Linked DNA regions of Homo sapiens: region 1 is linked to region 2. Evidence: chromatin loops called from intact Hi-C (ENCODE). Cell type or tissue: PC-3. All regions are shown on one strand. Each heading gives the region's core, and the rest is flanking DNA. Links, peaks and the distances in the headings are about the cores only.

Evidence for each region. Hi-C counts contacts between places; a loop is a spot of excess contacts. Peaks named below come from ENCODE experiments on the same cell type or tissue, not always from the same donor. Only the 100,000 strongest peaks of a DNase experiment are listed, where the experiment ranks them.
Region 1: a loop joins it to region 2, with 2.8 times the contacts of the local background. A loop is called at or near these places in 1 of 110 quality-filtered maps.

Annotation. Positions count from the first base shown.
Region 1 is chr6:55,034,485-55,045,003 of GRCh38, reverse strand. No RefSeq gene overlaps it. Among named protein-coding and RNA genes, the nearest start is that of HCRTR2, 130 kb to the left of the region's middle. In PC-3, for the core only: no CTCF peak of the experiment used is centred there; a DNase peak (open chromatin) is centred at 4,713; H3K4me3 peaks cover 1,285 bases; H3K27ac peaks cover 2,165 bases.
Region 2 is chr6:54,976,563-54,987,081 of GRCh38, reverse strand. No RefSeq gene overlaps it. Among named protein-coding and RNA genes, the nearest start is that of FAM83B, 140 kb to the right of the region's middle. RefSeq lists an enhancer at 7,734-8,234. In PC-3, for the core only: no CTCF peak of the experiment used is centred there; a DNase peak (open chromatin) is centred at 5,801; H3K27ac peaks cover 1,237 bases.

The DNA.
Region 1 (10,519 bases), core at 824-8,823, 58 kb before region 2:
TCTTGTGAGTGAAAAAAAAATGTTTTAAGAGTTGCATTCTAAAAGGGTGTGTTTTGTTTGCATGTATATGTGTTTTATAGAGAGTTCCTATTCAGCATTCCTTTCCTTTTTGACTAATAGGATGTATCCTTATTTCTCAGTTGTATATTTAATTCTATTTTTATGCTTTAAGGAATTTTGAATGTGAGCACATAATAACTGGGAAACAAGCATCAACATCATAAATAGTGCTTTCATTTATTTAGACATATTTCTAGAAGAGCAAAGAACTGCTCTTCAGTTCATTGGAGAGGCACACAAAATACTGGATTCTTCAGTGGAAGATTATGTAATTCCTATGGAAGTGTACTGCCACATCTCCTATATCTAATTTATCAGTAAGTCCATTTAATTCTATTTCCAATATTTGCTCAGTCCACTACTTACTTCTACAACCATTTCTTCCACACAATCCCTTTCTTACTTTAGAATATTTCTGGAGCCTTCCAGCCAGTCTCCTTGACTGTACTTTTCTGATTCATTTTTCACACAGAAAGCAGAGTGACCTTTCTAAAACATTATTTTTCTTTGTTTAAAACCTTTAGAAGGTCTCCCATTGGGATTAGCATGAAATCCTACAAGGCCAAAAAAGATGATCTTTCTCCCTGTCTTTATAATTTTACTTCAAACCACTGAGCTCTCACTCTTAGTGAGTGAGAGCTCCTGTTCTTTTTCAGCTTCTAATCTCTTTTTTAACTCAAGACTTTGCTAGGAGCACTCTGTCTTCCACTCTTTGCTTAGAGGGTTTCCTCTTATCATCCATATCTCAAATTAATTATCATCTCTGATTTTTCTTGATCGTGCCATCTAAAGTATTTTCCTTTACATTCTATAGACCACTGAAGTCTTTTTATAGTTTCTCTCATAAAATGTTTCCCAAGTAGCAATTACATTTTTATTATTTGACCTTAGGAATTATACTCCTAATATTATCACTATGGTAGAGCTTATCACAAACTTTAATTATGTATTGTTTGGTTATTTGTTAGTCTTCTCGTCCATTAGATTACACGGTCTGTGAGGTAGGGACCATGCCTGTTTGCTTAGCCTATTTATTTACAATAGCCAGCATAATATAGGGCCCAAAAGAGGAACCTACAAAAACATGTTTAATGTATGAATAAATGTGAAGATACATTAATAACATCTACCATATAGCCTCTTTTTGCTCTTAAATATTAGAAACGTCTTTAGTTTGCAATCGTCTCTTAAGTATTAATTTTATAGACAAATGAAATTGTATCAAACTAAAAGGTTTCTGCACACCAAAAGAAAAAATCAACAGAATGAAAAGACAACTTAAGGACGGGAGAAAATATTTACAAACTTTTTATCCAACAAGGAATTAATATCCAGAATATACAAGAAACACAAGCAACTCAACAGCAAAACAAACAAACACACAAATAATTCAGTTAAAAATGAACAAACAATCTGAGAAGACATTTCTCAAAAGAAGACATACAAATGGACAACAAATTTATCTTTTAAATGCCTAACAACATTTCATTCAGGGAAATGCAAACAAAACCACAATGAGATATCATCTCACTCCAGTTAAAATGGCTATTACCAAAAAGACAAAACAAAACAAAACAACAACAACAACAACAAAATGGTAGTGAGAATGTGGAGAAAAAGGAACTCTTACATACTATTGGAGGGAATGTAAACTGGTACAGCCATTATGGAGAATGATATGGAATTTCCTCAAAAACCTACAACTAGAACTATCATATGGTCCAGCAATTCTACTACTGGGTGTATATCCAAAGAAAAGGAAATCAGTGTATTGAAGAGATATCTGCACTCCCATGTTTGTTACAGCACAACTCACAATAGCTAAGATATGGAATCAACCTGCGTCCATCAACAGATGAATGGATAAAGACAATATGGCATATATGCACAATAGAATACTATTTAGCCGTGGGGAAGAATGAAATACACAGCAACATGGATGAACCTGGAGATCATTATGTTAAGTAAAATAAGCTAGAAACAGAAAGTGAGAAAGCCACGTTCTCACTCATATGCAGAAGCTAAAAATGTTGCTCTCACAGAAGTAAGCAGTAGACTAATGTTTACTAGAGACTGAGAAAGTGGGACTGAGGATAGGGTAGGGATAGATCTGTTAAGGAATATAAAATTACAATTAGATAGGAGGAATAAGTTCTAGTGTTCTATAGCACTAGAGGCTGACTATAGTTAACAATAATTTATTATATATTTTCAGATAGCTAGAAGAGAGGATATTGAATGTTCCCAACGCAAAGAAATGATTACTATTTTAGGTGCCAGATATGCATATTGCCCTGATTTGGTCACTGCACATTGTATATATCAAAATATCACTTATGTACCTCCTAAATATATATGTGTACTATGTTTATTTACAAAATAAAGTGTTTTTAATAATGAGTTAATAACGTCTAAGAAAAAAGTTTAAAAATAAACCACAGAATACCCACTTGTTATCAGCTGAAAATTGCATTAACCAAAATGTCACTATTCAGATTGCTATTAAAATGTACTAAATAACCAACAGATACAACCTAATGTAGTTAAAGCTACTAGGTTACAGAAAAGTTCCATATGGCATTAGATAATGTTTTCATTCTCTTGAAAGTCTGTATCTCTAAAACAATGCCTTTATGTCTTGATATAAAAAGGCATATTAATAGGATTTACTAGTAAATCTAATTTATATAACCAATTCTTCAGTTGAAATTATTTAATGTAATTTATTTGTGCTCTGAGGAAATCCATTAAAGTATCAAATGAAAAACAGCAAATAATTACCTAAAGAAGTTATTACTTCTTTATAGTAAACAAAATTTGAAGCACATTCTGATATTACATTATTGATAGGGATGCTACTCTACAAGTAAATTTCTCTATAAAAGCATGTCATGACTAATGTTTTGAAAGGTTTCTGAGAAACTCAGCAGGGAACTTCTCAAGGTATTTTAAAAGATCACTTCCATGAAGGCTCTGTGCTTCAGCTTTGCAGATTTGGAAATCAGATAAAAACATTTATTTTTAAAAGATCTAATATATAGATTCAATGAGACTTCTGTGCTAGGCACATAATAAAACAAAAAGATAAATTAGTCTCAATTCCACATCTCTCATTCTCCACTTTAAATCTATTTTAATTAGACTTTTACTTCCTCTCCTATTTCATCAAAGTTTCCTTGATAGTGTCACCGATGATCTCCACATTTCTGAATATAATTAAAAATTCACAATCTTCAACCTGTTGCACAATCAGGGGCATTTAAAACAATTAATTAATTACTCCTTTGTATAGAAAACAATTTCTTGACTTGGTTTCCAGGATATTTCAATCTGTTAATTTCCTGACTGGTCACTCTTTCACAGTTTCTTTTGTTGAGACATTTTTGTTCTTATCTCCAGCCTCTAAAAGTGAAATTTTGCAGGGCTTGTTTCTTGGATACCTTCTATTCTTTATCTGCAGTCATTCTCCTTGTAACCTCACCCAGTTTAATATCCTTAAATACCCTCTGTATGACAATGACTCCCAAGTTTGCTAGGGCTGCCATAATAAAGCAACACAATCTGGGTGGATTAAACAATAGAAATTCATTTTTCTCACAATTCTGGAAACTAGAAATTCAAGATCAAGGTATCAGTAGGGTTGGTTTCTTCTGAGACCTCTCTTTTTGGCTTGTAGATGGCTGCCTTCTCTGTGTGTGTGTCTGTGTCCTAATATCCTCATCTATGACACCAGTCATTGGATTAGGGCCCATCCCAATCACTTCATTTTAACTAAATTATCTCTTTCAAGGCCCTATATCCACGTAAACTTACAATTTATGTGGGGAGCTAGGTGTTCACAACATGAATTTTGAGAAGACCACAATTCTTCCCATAGTAATGTCCAAAACCAATTTACTCAAATTCTCTCACAAGCCTGTAATGTGCCAGTCTTTTCCAAGAAGGAAGTGGCAATTTTATCCTTCTAGTTGCTGTGGTCATAAACTTTGGAATCATCCCTGACTCTTCTTTTTCTCTTATTCCCACATCTAGCTCATTAGTAAATCGCACTGGTCCACACTTAGAAAATATACCCAAAGTCTGATATTTTTGCACTGTCTCTACTGCTATGACATTAGCTGATCTATCACTATCTCTTGCCTTGATTATTTCAATAGCTTTTTAACTGGCCAACTTTCTTCCACCTTTGTCCTCCTATATTCTATTCCTAGCTCAACAGCTAGAGCAAGACCTTTGACATGAAGTAAATGCATATCATTTCTCTTCTCAAAATCTTTCAGTGACTCACTTTTCACTTACAATAACATCAATCCTTAAAATGGCCAATAAGGCTTTCCATGGTGTGCACCTCTTACCTTCTCACGTTATTTCCCACTATACTCCTTCTTATTCACTCAGCTTCAGCCACACCAAACTCCATGTTTTCACTTTAAAAGTCTAGGCACTTTCCTGGGCATCATGAAGTCTCCTTACAAAGACCATTAGTGAAAGCTGTTGACCATATGAAGCCGAATTTATTAAATGTGTTGAACATAGGAGAGCACTGCTTTGGCAGAGTCTCAGAAGTGTCTCAAAAGAGGAATTTGAGGTTGCAGTTAGTCATATAGAGTGGTTTTAGGGAATTTGAAGGTTGAAGTTAGTCATATAGAGTGGTTTTAGGGAAAAAGTTAGTAAAGAAGATCTAGCAGAGATTGGTGAGAATTTGTAAACTACTGAAGTTGCTCAACCAGTCAGTGGGCTTTGGAACACGTTAAGTCCTGTTATATCAGTTTCTCTTTTATTTTAACTTGGAATATATGGGTCTGAACTGTTGATGTTCAATTGGAATTTAGTTTGTGTTGTATGTCAGTTTCATCTAGTTCTTCTGTTTTACAAGTCAGTATAAGTTTAAGACTCACTTATTTTGATGACTAATGCCTCTTAAAAAATAGTTTTTGTTAAAACTTTCACCCTCAAAAGTTTCCTGGTTTATGTATTAAATAATAATATAAGCTTATACATAGATCACATCTGTTGATTTTGTCTTACAAGGACTCATTCATTCTTCATGTAAGTAATAATTCCAATTTTTGGGGAAAGCATTTCTTCCTGTTCTTAACCCCCGTAATTCAGAGAGCTTGCACCACTCCTAATCCACAATTATGGTAGACATTGAAATGAAACAGGGACCCCTCTTAGGAAGGTGCTAGGTATCCCCTCCCAAACACGAAAATTAAAAAAAAAAAAATCTCGAATTTTTTCAAAGGAAATTCCAGACACCTAGCAAGCCCCACAAAATAAATAACAAAAAGATAACAGTAGCTTAAAATAATAGCCAAAATATAACAGAGTCACAAGAATAATTCCCTATAAAAACTGAAGATAACATCTTAACATACGTCCCTGAGCTGTTTTTCAAAAAACCCAGACCCCCACCAAACATATATCTCAGATAAGGAGGTTTATGTCTTTATGTGTTGACACATAGACCTCAAATAAGAGAGAGATGAAGACTAAACTCTGACCACTTTCCTTTGTTCTAAATTTCTTCCTGTGGAGGCCCAAAAAAGTCACTCTCATGAGCCAGAGCAAACTTTATCTTCTGCTAATTCCAAATTTTTAGACAAAGTTTCACTTCCGTAACCAATCTCAAATCAAAAAATCTAAATCCACCTATAACTTGTGGACCTGTGGTTCCTCGCTTTGAGATGTCTCCCACTTTAGGTCAAAACAACGTGTAGCCCCTCTATGTTGACTTATAACTTTGCCCATAACCTCTGCCTCTCAATCTTTAAAAGCCCTTATCTTATAAGCCATATGGGAGTTTGGGTCTTAAACATTATCTGTCCAACTCTCCTTACTTGGTGCTCTCCAATAAATGTCTCAGTTTCTGTCACTTCAATACCAATGACCATGTTTGGCTTTACTGCCTTGAGCAGGCACACCTGAGTTCAGTTGGGTAACATGTTCCCAACCAGGTCACTCAGAGCAATTCATTTTCCTGGCTCCAATGTTGGTTCTAAGATGTTCATATAACCTAATCTAGGACAAAAACCACAGATGCAGGGACCTCAACTGGACCTATTGGGGACTCCCCCCCACCCCCCCACAGAGATAATAAATTGTTTTTTTGCAAGCCTGAAGATACTGGTTGATGTCCTACTTGAGAATGAAGTCAATGCCAAAGAAAGAAGATTTCTGACGAGATTATTTGAACATCAGACTTATTATTAAATGTAGAAATATAGAAAAACTTCAGATTTTCAACAAGGTAAGGCAGAAAAAATTCTTAAAAGTCCTTTGCTGGCCCGGTGCAGTGGCGCACACTTGTAATCCCAGCACTTTGGGAGGCCGAGGCAGGCGGATTACAAGGTCAGGAGATCAAGACCATCCTGGCTAACATGGTGAAACCACATCTCCACTAAAAATACCAAAAAATTAGCTGGGCTTGGTGGCAGGCGCCTGTAGTCCCAGCTACTTGGGAGGCTGAGGCGGAGAATGGCTTGAACCCGGGAGGCGGAACTTGCAGTGAGCCGAGATCGCGCCACTGCCCTCCAGCATGGGTGACAGAGCAAGACTCCATCTGAAAAAAAATAAAATAAAATTCTACAAATCCTATAGAGTTTAGCAATAGAATACTGCCAGATTTGAAGGACTTTGAACATCTTTGGTTTTCTGTTAATCACTAATAACAAAGCATAAAAATAATAAGCAATTGAAACTATATAGAAGCAAAGTTTCTACGTATCACTAGATTATGTTAATATGGTGCTGAGGTAGATATAGATAAGTTAAGATTATTATTGTAAACCCTAGAGAAACCACTAAGAAAATAATTTTAAAAATATAATTATTAAAGGAATTAAAATGCTACACTAGAGAATATTCATCTAATAGAAAAGAAAGTAGTAAAGAAGACACAGGAACAGAAAATATTCAAGACATTCACATGATGCTCAGTTATTTTGAAACTGAACAACATTTTACATGATGCTTATTTCGTTTTGATACTTTTAATCTATGCAATCAGAAAGATAAATTTTTGATATAAAATTTGGAAGAGACATATTCGTTTACAAATATATAGAGAAAAAAGAATATTAAAGATATTTTGTTAATAAAAAAGAAAATTAATAAGAGAATTTGAAAATGAAGCTGCTGCACATATATGTAGAATATTAAAGATACTCTTAATAGAAATAAAATGAAGAAAATTTGGTAATGTGGGTAATGTATATAAGACTTAGCAACAGCATGGATTAAAATGAGCATTTAAAGATATATCTCCCTTCCATAATGTTACCAATGCCATTATTAAATAATTAAGAAAAAATGTAAATGAAATGTTGATATTATATATCACATATTAAAATTGATACCAAATATTAACTCTTTATACAAAAATTAACTCAAGATGGAGTAAAGACCTAAATGTAAGACCTAAAACCATAAAAGCCCTAGAAGAAAACCTAGGCAATACCATTCAGGACACAGACATGGGCAAAGACTTCATGACTAAAACACCAAAAGCAATGGCAACAAAAGCCAAAATTGACAAATGGGGGATCTAATTTAACTAAAGAGCTTCTGCACAGCAAAAGAAACTATCATCAGAGTGAACAGTCAACCTACAGAATGGGAAAATATTTTCACAACCTACTCATCTGACAAAGGGCTACTATCCAGAATCTGCAAGGAGCTTAAACAAATTTACAAGAAAAAAGCAAACAACCCCATCAAAAAGTAGGCAAAGTATATGAACAGACACTTCTCAAAAGAAGACATTTATGCAGCCAACAGACACATGAAAAAATACTCATCATCACTGGTCATCAGAGAAATGCAAATCAAAACCACAATGAGATACCGTCTCACGCCAGTTAGAATGGCGATCATTAAAAAGTCAGGAAACAACAGATGCTGGAGAGTATGTGGAGGAACAGGAAAAATTTTACAGGGTTGGTGGAAGTGTAAATTAGTTCAGCCATTGTGGAAGACAGTGTAGCGATTCCTCAAGGATCTAGAACTAGAAATACCATTTGACCCACTGATCCCATTACTGAGTATATACCCAAAGGATTATAAATCATGCTACTGTAAAGACATATGCACACATATGTTTATTGTGGCACTATTCACAATAGCAAAGACTTGGAACCAATCCAAATGTCCATCAATGATAGACTGGATAAAGAAAATGCGGCATATATGCACCATGGAATATTATGCAGCCATAAAAAAGGATGAGTTCATGTCTTTTGCAGGGACATGGTTGAAGCTGGAAACCATCATTCTAAGCCAACTATCACAAGGAGAGAAAATCAAACACTGCATATTCTCACTCATAAGTGGGAGTTCAACAATGAGAACACATGGACACAGGGTGGGGAACATCACACACCAGGGCCTGTTAGGGGGAGGGAGGCTGGAGGAGGGATAGCATTACGAGAAATACTTAATGTAAATAATGAGTTGATGGGTACAGCAAACCAACATGGCACATGTATACTTATGTAATAAACCTGCATGTTGTGCATGTGTACACTAGAACTTAAAGTATAATAAAAAAAGAAAAAATGTAAATGAAAGGTAGATATTAAATATCATATATTAAAATTAGGAAATTATATTGAGAAATATAGAAAGATATATGAAATATTTTATACGTATGAAAAGTGAATACTAGCATATTCTATACAGAACAATTCTATAAGTATTTTAAATTCCATAAATGATATTCTTTATTCCACTAATAAAGCCATAGAAACAACAACTATTCATTCAACAATATTTTGACTGTCTACCATGTATCAGCCTTATTCTTGTCAAAGGAAAAGCAAACATGATCTAAGTCGTCTCTGTCTTATGGGGAAAGCCCTCTAGCAGGAGGAGGAGAGATAAAAAATGCAAATAAATAAATGATATAATTTTATGCTGTTATAAATACTATGATGATAGCTAAGTGGAGTAAGGGGATAGAACATGCTGAGCAGTGCTATTGGTAAAAGTGTGTGCGGGGAAGGCATCTCTGGGAAGCTTACCATTGATGAGGCCTAAATGATATAAAGGCCATTGGAAGAGTTTTCCAGGCAGGAGAAGAGCCAATGTTAAAGCTCTGAGATAAGAATGGCCTCAAGGTGTTTGAGAAACTGAAAGAAGGCAGTCTAGTGCATGGAAGGAGGGGGATGAGTAGAAAGAGGGAGAGCAGAGGAATTTTTGGGGCCAGATCATGTAGGACCCCGTAGGGCTTAGCAAGGATTCCGATCTTTATTTTAAATGAGTCGGGGAGGCCAAGTTTAGAGTGCTAGACCAGAGGAGTGATATAATTACATGTGTTTATAATGAATATGCTTCTGGCTGAGAAGGAAAGACTGAAGAGAATACACTATAGAAAAGCAAATGTAGAAAACTGGAGACCATTAAGAAATTAGAGTGATTCAAGTAGCTTGGTAAAGAGTGACTGGAACAAAGCTAGTACTAATTGCAGTAGTGACAAGTGGTCCAGTTTGAAGTTCCTTTATCATACAGCCATGAGGGCTAAATTTGGATTCGAGGTAAAATAGAGTTAGAAAAAAAGAAGGAATCTTAGAATTGAGCCATGATCAAGAATATGAGGAGGGGCCTGGTGCGGTAGCTCGCTCCAGTAATCCCAGCACTTTGGGAGGCCAAGGCTGGAGGATCAGTTGAGCCCAGGAGTTCAAGACCAGCCTGGGCAACATAGGGAGACCGTGTCTCTACTATATGTGTGTGTGTGTGTGTGTATACGTGTGTATATATGTGTGTGTGTATATATATATATCTGTGTGTATATATGTATATATATATGTGTGTGTATATATATGTATGTGTGTATATATATATATGTATGTGTATATATATAGATATATATGCACAAAAATTAGCCAGGCATAGTGGTATACACCTATGGTCCCAGCTACTCAGGAGGCTGAAGCAGGAGGATCAATTGAGCCTGGGAGAGTGAGGCGGAAGGAAACAGTGGTCACACCACTGAACACCAGCCTGGGAAACAGAGCAAATAAAGAATATGAGGAAGTCTACAGTTTGTGGGCAGAAGAAAAAAAACAAACTACAATTCTGTTCTACACCCTTTCAGCACCAAAAAGGAGAGATTTGATATTTTGATGAATGAGACCGGAGCTCAGACGATGGTTTCATGGGTGTAGGCATATACCCAAACTTATAAAATTATATACTCTAAATATGTGCATTTTTTAGTATCAATTATAATTCAATAAAGCTATTAAAAATACTTTTTCAGGAGTATATTGGCTATAAGTAAATGTCAATAAAAATGTATTTTAAAGAAAATAAAAGAAAATGTCTAATTTGAAAGCACATGCAAAACAAAGAGCCAAATGTAAAAAGTCAGTTTAGAGGGCAAGAAATGCAGTGGGAGGTGAAGACTGACATATGTGAGCCTGATAAGAAAAGAGAGGCCGGAGCAACTTCAGAGAGAAAA
Region 2 (10,519 bases), core at 1,286-9,285:
GATATTTCTTTATAGCAATGCAAAAATTGACCAACACAACTTAATTGAATCATTCTTTGATAGTTTAAAAGAAAATTTAGAATGTTTCAAGTCATCATTCTAACATATTATTTAAAAAAATAGACTTTAATTTTTTTAACTTTTATTTTAGGTTCGGGGATACATGTGAACGTTTGTTACACAGGTAAACGTGTGTCATGAGGGTTTGTTGCACATGTTATTTCATCACACAGATATTAAGCCCAGTACCCAATAGTTATCTTTTCTAATCCTCTCCCTTATCCTTCCTCCCCATCAAGTAGACCCCAGTGTCTGTTGTTTCCTTCTTTGTATTTGTAAGTTCTCATCATTTAGTTCCCATTTATAAGTGAGAACATGCAGTATTTGGTTTTCTGTTCCTGCATTAGTTTGCTAAGTATAATAGCCTCCACTCCATCCATGTTCCCACAAAAGTCATGATCTATCTCATTCTTTTTTGTGGCTGCATAGTATTCCATGGTGTACACGATCACATTTTCTTTATCCAATCTCTCATTGATGGACATTTCTCCATGTCTTTGCAATTGTGAATAGTGCTGCAATGGAGATTTGCATGAATGTGTCTTTATGGTAGAATGATTTATATTCCTCTGGGTATATACCCAGTAATGGGATTGTGGAGTTGAACAGTAGGTCTGCTTTTAGCTCTTTGAAAAATCTCCATACTGCTTTCCACAATTGTTGAACTAATTTACACTCCTGCCAACAGTGTGTAAGTGTTCCCTTTTCTCTGCAGCCTCGCCAGCATCTGTTGTTTTCTGACTTTTTGATAATAGCCATTCTGACTGGTGTGAAATGTTATCCCATTGTGGTTTTGATTTGCGTTTCTCTAATGATCAGTGATATTGAGCTTTTTTTAATATTCTTGTTGCCCGCATGTATATCTCTTTCTGAGAAGTTTCTGGTCATGTCCTTTGCCCACTTTTTAATGGGGTTGTTTTTCTGTTATAAATTTGTTTAAATTCCTTGTAGATGCTGGATATTAGACCTTTGTCAGATGCATAGTTTGCAAATATTTTATCCCATTCTGTAGGTTGTCCATTTACTCTGTTGATACTTTCTTTTGCTGTGCAGAGCTCTTAAGCTTAATTAGATAGCACTTGTCAATTTTTATTGAGATTTGTTTGCTAGTTTTTGTCATGAAATCTTTGCCTGTTCCTATGTCCAGGATGGTATTGCCTAGGTTATCTTCCAGAGTTTTTATAGCTCTGGGTTTTACATTTAAGTCTTCAACCCATCTTGACTTATTTTTGTATATGGTGAAAGGTAGGGCTCCAACTTCAATCTGCCTATGGCTAGGCAGTTATGCCAGCACCATTTATTGGATAGGGAATCTTTTCCCCATTGCTTGTTTTTGTCAGCTTTGTCAAAGATCAGATGGTCATAGCTATGCAGCCTCATTTCTGGGCTTTCTATTTTGTTTCACTGGTATGGGCCTGTTTTCGTATGAGTACCATGCTATTTTGGTTAGTGTAGCTTTGTAGTATAGTTTGAAGTCAGGTAGCATGATGCCTCCAGGTTTATTCTTTTCGCTTAGGATTGCCTTGGGTATTCGGGCTCTTTTTTTGGTTCCATGTGAATTATAAAATAGTTTTTTCTAGTTCTGTGATGAATGTCTTTGGTAGTTTGATAGGAATAGCATTGAATCTATAAATTGCTTTGGGCAGTATAGCCATTTTAATGATACTGATTCTGCCTATCTGTGATCATGGGATGTTTTTCCATTTGTTTGTGTTTTCTCTGATTTCCTTGAGCAGTGTTTTGTAATTATCATTGTGAAGAACTCTCACCTCCCTGATTAGCTATATTCCTAGGTATTTAATTTTGTATATGTGGCAATTGTGAATGGTATTGCCTGTCTGATTTGGCTATTGTTGGTATATAAGAATGTTAGTGATTTTTGTATGTTGATTTTGTATCCTACAACTTTGCTGAAGTTGTTTATCAGCTAGAGGAGTTTAGGGCCTGTGACTATGGGGTTTTCTAGATATGGAATCATGTTGTCTACAAACAGAGATAGTTTGACTTCCTGTCTTCCTACTTGGATGTCCTTTATTTCTTCCTCTTGCCTGATTGCTATGGCTACGACACCCAATACTATGTTAAATAGAAGTGTTGAGAGAGGGCATCTTGCCTTGTGCCAGTTTTGAAGGGGAATGTTTGCGGCTTTTGCCCATTCAGTATAATGTTGGCTGTGGGTTTGTCATAGATGACTATTATTATTTTGAAGTATGTTTCTTCAATACCTAGTTCATTGAAAGTTTTTAACATGAAGGAATGTTGAATTTTATCAAAAGTCTTTTCTACATCTACTGAGATAATCATGTGGTTTTGTCTTTAGTTCTGTTTAAGTGATGAATCACGTTTATTGATTTGCATATGTTGAACCAATCTTGCATCCTCAGGATGAAGCCTACTTAATCACGGTAGATTAGCTTTTTGTTGTGCTTCTGGATTTGATTTACTAGTATTTTTTGAGGATTTTTGCATTGATGTTTATCAAGGATATTGACCTCAAGTTTTCTTTTTTGAGCAGTGTATAATGACATGTATCCACTATCACAGTATTATACAGAATAGTTTCACTGCCCTAAAAATCTTCTGTGCTCCATCTGTGTATCCTTAACCTCCTCTCCCCTGAGCTTTGGGCAACCACAGATCTTTTTATTTTGACCATGGCTTCAGCTATTTCAGAACATTATATTGTTGGAAGCATACAGTCTGTAGCCTTTCCAGATTGGCTTCTTTCACTTAGCAATGTGCATTTAAGGCTCCTCCATGTTGTTCTGTGGCTTAATACCTCATATCTTTTTATCTCTAAGTAGTTTCCATTGTATGGATGTACTTCTACTTCTGTTTGGTTATCCGTTCACCTACGAAGGGCATCTTGCTTCCTTTCAAGTTTTGGCAATCATGAATAAAGCTGCTATAAAAATTTCTAATGCCATAAGCCATCATTCTAATATTTTTTTCATTCTATAGTCCTCCAGATTTAAAAATAGGAAACCTAACAGATCTCCATGAATAAATTCCAGAAGCTGGTTAAAGAACAAATTCCTGATTCTAACCCATTTACAAACATTTTATGTATCCATAGATTAAGGAAAAGTGTTTGTAAAAGCATGCTGTAACTTTAAGTTTTAGATAAATAGGTGCTTGATGTATAATTATATGTTATTTAAAGGCTAAAAATAATCAAAATTCAAATTATAATAAATGAAGTCCATTTTCTTTAATTTTGGAAATGACTGAAAACACAATTTACTCTCTAAATTACATTACAGTATATAGCATGTAGTTTTTTTCTTTTCTAAAGGACTTAAAAAATTTTTGCTATAGCATACAATATTATGTTAATTTTCTTTTGTAAAACAATTATGGTTGGCAGAATCAGCAGCATAAGGCAAATAATCAGATCACCAATAATATTTATAAGTATCTACAGTTAACACTTACTTACATGATGTTTACTGAACGATTCTCCCAGGGGCCTGAAAGCTTAAGGGAATTAATAACTCCCCCCTCCTCAGGCCCAGTCCCAAGGCACTTGCGTCAGCAAGACAGCAGAAGTAGGAAGAGAGCTGGCTGGAAGAAACGGTACCCGCTGAAGACCAAAAGAGAGGCCGTCCGGGTACAGCGGTACAGCGTAGCAGTTACGTCAGACTGAGACACTTCCTGTTTATAGGAGACTATAAAACCCCTGCCTCGTCCTAATTTGTTGCTGACGCCATTTTAGGCCTCAGCCCATCTGCACCCAGGCGCTCATTAAAAACAGTGTGTTGCTCCACACCACCTTGTGTTGTTTGTTGGCATGCTCTTGGGGTTCGAACCGATACAAGAGCCTTGCATTTACTATGTGCAGGCACTGTTTTAAGTGCTTTTATATACATTAATAAATTTTTTCCTTATAATAAATGAGTGTGTCAATACTATTAATAACTCCATTTCACAAATAAAGTGTTGTGGTCACCCTGAAGAGGCAGAATGGGCTCTCCCCACTCAAAAGTTGGTTGAGTTGTTGAGAATGATGACACTACACATGCACAGAGGGTATGAACATATTTGTTACCCACATAATGAGGTTTTCTGAGGAGAGGGGAGGCTCCCAAGCAGTCCCGAAATGGATTGAGAGTAGGGAAGGAGACGGGCTTGGCTTTTAGGGTTTTTGTATGGTTTAAACTTTTTACCAGAGCCACAGGAGGGAACACTCAGGCTCTCTTATCACATTCTCTAGAAAGGAAGCAGAGGGTCCATAAGGAGTGGCAGGGCATGAAAGCTGATAGCAATCAACAGAAATGGAGTCAGATTCTTTGTTTAAAAAACAAAAACAAAGGCTCAGTGTGGATAGTTTACCCTAATCACAGAGCTTTTAAATTGCAGATCTCAATTACAGTTCAGTCAGTTGGTTCCAGTATCCATGCTCTTAACCTAGATACAACATTTCTAATTATAAAAGCATCACTTGCTTGCTGTAGAAAATATGGAATTTATAAATAAGCTGTGAAGAATAAACAAAAATCACTCTTAATTATACAACTCAGGGGAAGGCCATTGGTTGTATTTAGTTTAGTTCTACATTGTCCTTTAACTGTTACACTGTTTTAATATTATGTAAGGTGTTTTGGATTTTTCTAAATTAAATATTATATATAAAACATTTTTTCAATAAATTAAATATTCCTCAAAGTGGTAGATAGAACTCTAAGATGCCCCTGAGAATCCAACTCTTGGTGTTACACCCTGCATTATCCTCTCCCCTGTGATTTGATTCTAATGAATAGAACCTGGCAGAGGTGATGGGGTATTAGTACCATAATTACCCTACTTTATATAACAGGTGCAAATATTTTACAGCTATAACTAAGGTCCCTTGAGTTCATCAAAAGGGATATTATCCTGGATAGGTATAATGTAATCAAGATAGTTCTTGAAAAAAAAAAAAATGCTTGGCCATCCCCAAAGAGAAACATTCTTCTGCAGGTCTTGAAAAAGTAAGCTGCCATGTGGAGAGAGGGACTAGGAGAGGCCATAAGGCCAGGAACTGCAAGTGGCCTCTAGGAGCAGAAAGCAAATCCTGGCTGACAGTCTTATAATCACATAAAATCATAGAAAAGAGGGACTTCACTCCTATAATCACACATACACACAAATGGAATTCTGCTGGCAACCACATGAGCTTGGAAGAGAACCCTGAGAATGGAATGCAGCCCAGCCAACACCTGGATTGCAGCCTCGCGATACCCTGAGAAGAGGACTCAGTAAGCCACCCTTGGACTCCTAACCCATGGAAATCATGAGATAATTAATAAATGGTTTAAGCTGCTATCTGTAGTAACTTTTTATGCAGCAACAGAAATCACGTAAATATGTGTTTTCAAATCATGGTGCAAATAACAATTAGATGACTCAGACTTAAATTATTTAAGTATTTTTAACATAAACACCAACCTAAATCCATGATTCTTTCCTTGGTATAAATTTAAGGAAATAGATATAGAGAAGAGAGTGCACATATGTTATTTTTTGCATTTTCAAATTCATGGCACTTTGTTTTAGTAATAGCAACTCAATTGTCTGATGCTTGCAGTCTTGATGAGACGTCAGCCTTGGTACGCAGCCTTTGCCTGACCTGAGGAGAGTCATGGACCTAACAAGACCCATCAGACTCTCTTCCTGGAATTTGAATCTCCAAAAAAAAAAAAAAAAAAAAAGGGCACTGAAAATCCATAAATCTGATTCATGCTTATTATGACATCTGAGGAAACTTTCTGTAATTCCCTTCCAACTGGATCCCCACATGCCTGTTTCATACCACTTCTTACGCTTCATTGTTCAATTTTTCTTTAATTCCATGAGTGTTGACTCATATCCTTCTAATAAATCTCTCTCCCTCTCCATGCATACACACACACACAAACACACACACACACGAGTCAATCCTCATTATTCAGTACTTATGAATTTGCATGCTAAATGTATCTGTAACTCCAAAATTAATATTCACTATGGTTTTGTGGTTATACGCTCACATGTACAGGGCATTGAAATCTTTGTGTCACCCACACATACATTCTCTGATGGGGTGGAACGAGGCAAGACTCCACCTTCTTGTTTCAGCTCTCACACTGTAAATGTGCTCCTTTCACAGTCTACGTAATGCCATTTTCACATTTTTGTGCTTTTCGGGGGGGTGACTTTGATGTATAAAATGGTCTTTATATGTGTTAGGCTGAAGTGCTGTCTAATATTTCTAAGCACAAGAAGGCTGTGATGTTCCTTAAGAAGAAATGTGTGCTAGATAATCTTTGTTCAGGCATGTGTTACAGTGCTGTTGGCCATGAGTTCAACGTTATGAGTCAACAATACCGTATGTCTAGAAAAAGAAAGAGAAAACTCACTGATGTGTACATGAGATTGCTTTGGAAAGTGCTAAAGCAATGTGTCCGGAATTGGTGGGTTCTTGGTCTCACTGACTTCAAGAATGAAGCCGGGGACCCTCGCGGTGAGTGTTACAGCTCTTAAGGTGGCGCGTCTAGAGTCTGTCCCTTCTGATGTTTAGATGTGTTTGGAGTTTCTTCCTTCTGGCTGGTTCGTGGTCTCGCTGGCTCAGGAGTGAAGCTGCAGACCTTCGTGGTGAGTGTTACAGCTCTTCAAGGCAGCGCATCTGGAGTTGTTCGTTCCTCCCAGTGGGCTCATGGTCTCGCTGGGCTCAGGAGTGAAGCTGCAGATCTTCAAGGTGAGTGTTACAGCTCATAAAGTCAGCGTGGACCCAAAGACTGAGCAGTAGCAAGATTTATTGCAAAGAGCGAAACAACAAAGCTTCCACATTGTGGAAAGGAACCCCAGCGGGTTGCCAATGTTGGCTCGGCAGCCTGCTTTTATTCTCTTATCTGGACCCACCCACATCCTGCTGATTGGTAGAGCCCAGTGGCCTGTTTTGACAGGGTGCTGATGATTGGTGCATTTACAGTCCCTGAGCTAGATACAAAGGTTCTCCACGTCCCCATCAGATTAGTTAGATACAGAGTATGGACACAAAGGTTCTCCAAGGCCCCACCAGAGCAGCTAGATACAGAGTGTCGATTGGTGCACTCACAAACCTTGAGCTAAACAGGGTGCTGATTGGTGTGTTTACAAACCTTGAGCTAGATACAGAGTGCCGATTGGTGTATTTACAATCCCTGAGCTAGACATAAAGGTTCTCCAAGGCCCCACCAGAGCAGCTAGATACAGAGTGTCGATTGGTGCACTCACAAACCTTGAGCTAAACACAGGGTGCTGATTGGTGTATTTACAATCCCTGAGCTAGACATAAAGACTCTCCACGTCCCCACCAGACTCAGGAGCCCAGCTGGCTTCACCTGGTGGATCCCGCACCAGGGCTGCAGGTGGAGCTGCCTGCCAGTCCCGCAAGGTGCGCTCGCATTCCTCAGCCCTTGGGTGGTCGATGGGACTGGGTGCCGTGGAGCAGGGGGTGGTGCTCGTCGGGGAGGCTCGGGCCGCACAGGAGCCCATGGAGTGGGTCGGAGGCTCAGGCATGGCGGGCTGCAGGTCCCAAGCCCTGCCCCGCGGGAAGGCAGCTAAGGCTCGGTGAGAAATGGAGCGCAGCACCGGTGGGCTGGCACTGCTGGGGGACCCAGTACACCCTCCGCAGCCACTGGCCAGGGTGCCATGTCCCTCATTGCCCGGGGCCAGCAGGGCTGGCTGTCTGCTCCGAGTGCGGGGCCCGCCAAGCCCACGCCCACCCGGAATTCCAGCTGGCCCGCAAGCGCCACACGTAGCCCCGGTTCCCGCTCGAGCCTCTCCCTCCACACCTCCCTGCAAGCTGAGGGAGTGGGCTCCAGCCTTGGCCAGCCCAGAAAGGGGCTCCCACAGTGCAGTGGTGGGCTGAAGGGCTCCTCAAATGCCGCCAAAGTGGGAGCCCAGGCAGAGGAGGTGCCGAGAGCAAGCGAGGGCTCTGAGGACTGCCAGCACGCTGTCACTTCTCAGTAACATAGACACAGGATGTATTGAAACTATGGAAAAGACAAAAAAAGTAGTTAAACGTGTGGATTCATGTGATGACTACGAATTGTTAAGAAGCATAGTGGTCAGCATTGTTGTGAGGTTAAAACCCAAAAATATGTATGGTCACCTTATCCATGGTCAAGAAAATGTTAAACCATTCTCAGCTAGTGCTGGCTGGTTTGCATGTTTCAAAAAGCAATGCTACATGGAAAATGTTAAACTGGCAGTCAAGGCAATTAAAAAACATTTGCCAACTGTCATACAGAAAAAGGGTTATGTACAACAGCAGGTTTTCAAAGGTAATGAGACTGGCTTGTTTTTCAAAGATTTTGGCAAACAAACCTAGGTAACACAAGTGGTGTTTGGAGTGACAAAAATTTTGTGACCACAGGCTCACAGGAACCTAATCCTGTATTTCCCCTTGGAGCAATAGTTTGATATCTGCTAAATTAATATTCATGGTGACTTTATGGAACATAGCTATCATGAATAATGAGAATTAACTATGTGTTACACACACACACACACACACACACACCCCAATGTTTCTGTTGCTGGCAACTAAAGAATCCAATCAATAATACACTATATCAAAAGACTGAACTTCAATCACTTTTAATATGGTTAACTTTTAATATATAACTCAGAAAACTATCAGCTTGCATCAGTGATATTTCCAGTTTCCTTATACCATACATCTTGTTATAGCTTTCCAATTTGGTAGACAAAATATTTCCATTTTCCCTATATCATAAAACTTGTTATATATTTTGAATTTGGTAGACAAAAAAGAAACATCTTTTTGTTTTAATCTACACTTCCATTCAAGCAAAATTTGCCTTCTCTCATTTCTTGTATGTGTAATTCTCTGTTGTTGTTGTTGGGATCTATTCAGGCACTACCAATTTTTCTTACTGCTTTCTGAAATCATTTTTTACAATCTTCAGGCTGTACTAACCTCAATTTTCTGGTCTAATTCAATAACCTTTATAGTTTCCTCATTCTTTTGTGTTTCTCGTTTTCCTCGTCTTCCTTTTGGATTAATTTTGTGATAAAAATCTATCATACACTATTTCTTCAGCTAGTAATTTTGAGAGTAAGCTTTGTGAGTCCTAGAGGTTTGAAACAGTCGTATTGTCCTCACACATATAATTCATTTGGTTCTGGAAAATTCTAAATCAGACCTTTTTTTAAATCAGATCATATATTCAGAATTCTGGCAATTATGTTCAGAATTGCCAGCTAGAATTCCAATGTCAATGTGATACTTTGTCTTTTAGAGTCTCTAATTTTGTTCATCTTGAAACTCATAGTAAGTTTCACTTGATCCTGGGTTTTCTAAAATGTTACCAGTATGTCTGGGTATGAAGTTTTGCTTTGTTTCATGTATTTACAACATGTTAAGCACCCAGTTAACAAGATTAATGCACACCTTTCTTCAATTCTGATAGTATTTATTATTTCCTCCTTTCTAATTTTGAGTATTCTATTTATAATGAAATTACTTTAGACATATATTGGAACTTTTAGATCTATCACCCTTTTTTTCTAACTTCTATTTTCATACATTTTAATTCTCTGTCCTTTATGGGTTGAACTAGGAAGGATTTTTCACTTGATCTTGTACTTCACTAATTCACTCCTCATCTGAGTCCATTCTGACATCGATTCTGTCTGCTAATTTTATTTATTTTAACAAATTTTAGTACTTGCCAAATTTATTCTTAGCTGTTTTTGTGTTTTGGGAAGTGTATTAAATTTCTTCTTCATCACTTTGAGGATAATTCTGTCTATTCTAAAGTTGTGTGTTCTATTCATGCTGTTTCATTAGGTGTTATTTATTGACATTCACATGTCTTTTTTTTCATGGAGTTTTGTTGCTTATGTGCCCAGATTTTTTTTTTTTTCTTGTGTGCTCATTTTACTGGGCAAACTAGTGAGAGGTAGGATGCTATAGAAAGAACTACATCAGAAGTTAATTTTCTGGTCACAGAATTTTACATTTTACATTTCTTCCTGGGTGTCTCTAGCTCTTCAGTACATTGCCATGTTTCTCTGACCCAAATGACCAATTTCACGGCTTGTGCCTGGCCACAAAAACCTCTACTTGTCCTTAAACTAAGACAGAGAGGGAAGGGTTGCATGTCTTTGGGGTAGTCTCGTCTTCCAAGGCTCTGTTAATTGACTCATGGTCCCTTTCTCCTTAACACATGCATCATGTCCAAGCTTGGAAAAACTTCCCCCTACATCCCCCAACCCACCATCTTTATTTTTTCTATCAGTTTTCTTGTATATAGCTTTTGAGCAGTGACTCCCTCCTTTAATCTCATTCTGTTGTCTGCCACCTTTCAATGATTTATTTCTGGTCCACTGAGGTTATGACTTTTCTATTCCTAGTTCTAATGAATGTTTTTTTTAAAAGTATACTGTTCAGCATTTGGTAAGGGAGGTTTGTCTAGAGTGTGTACTCTGT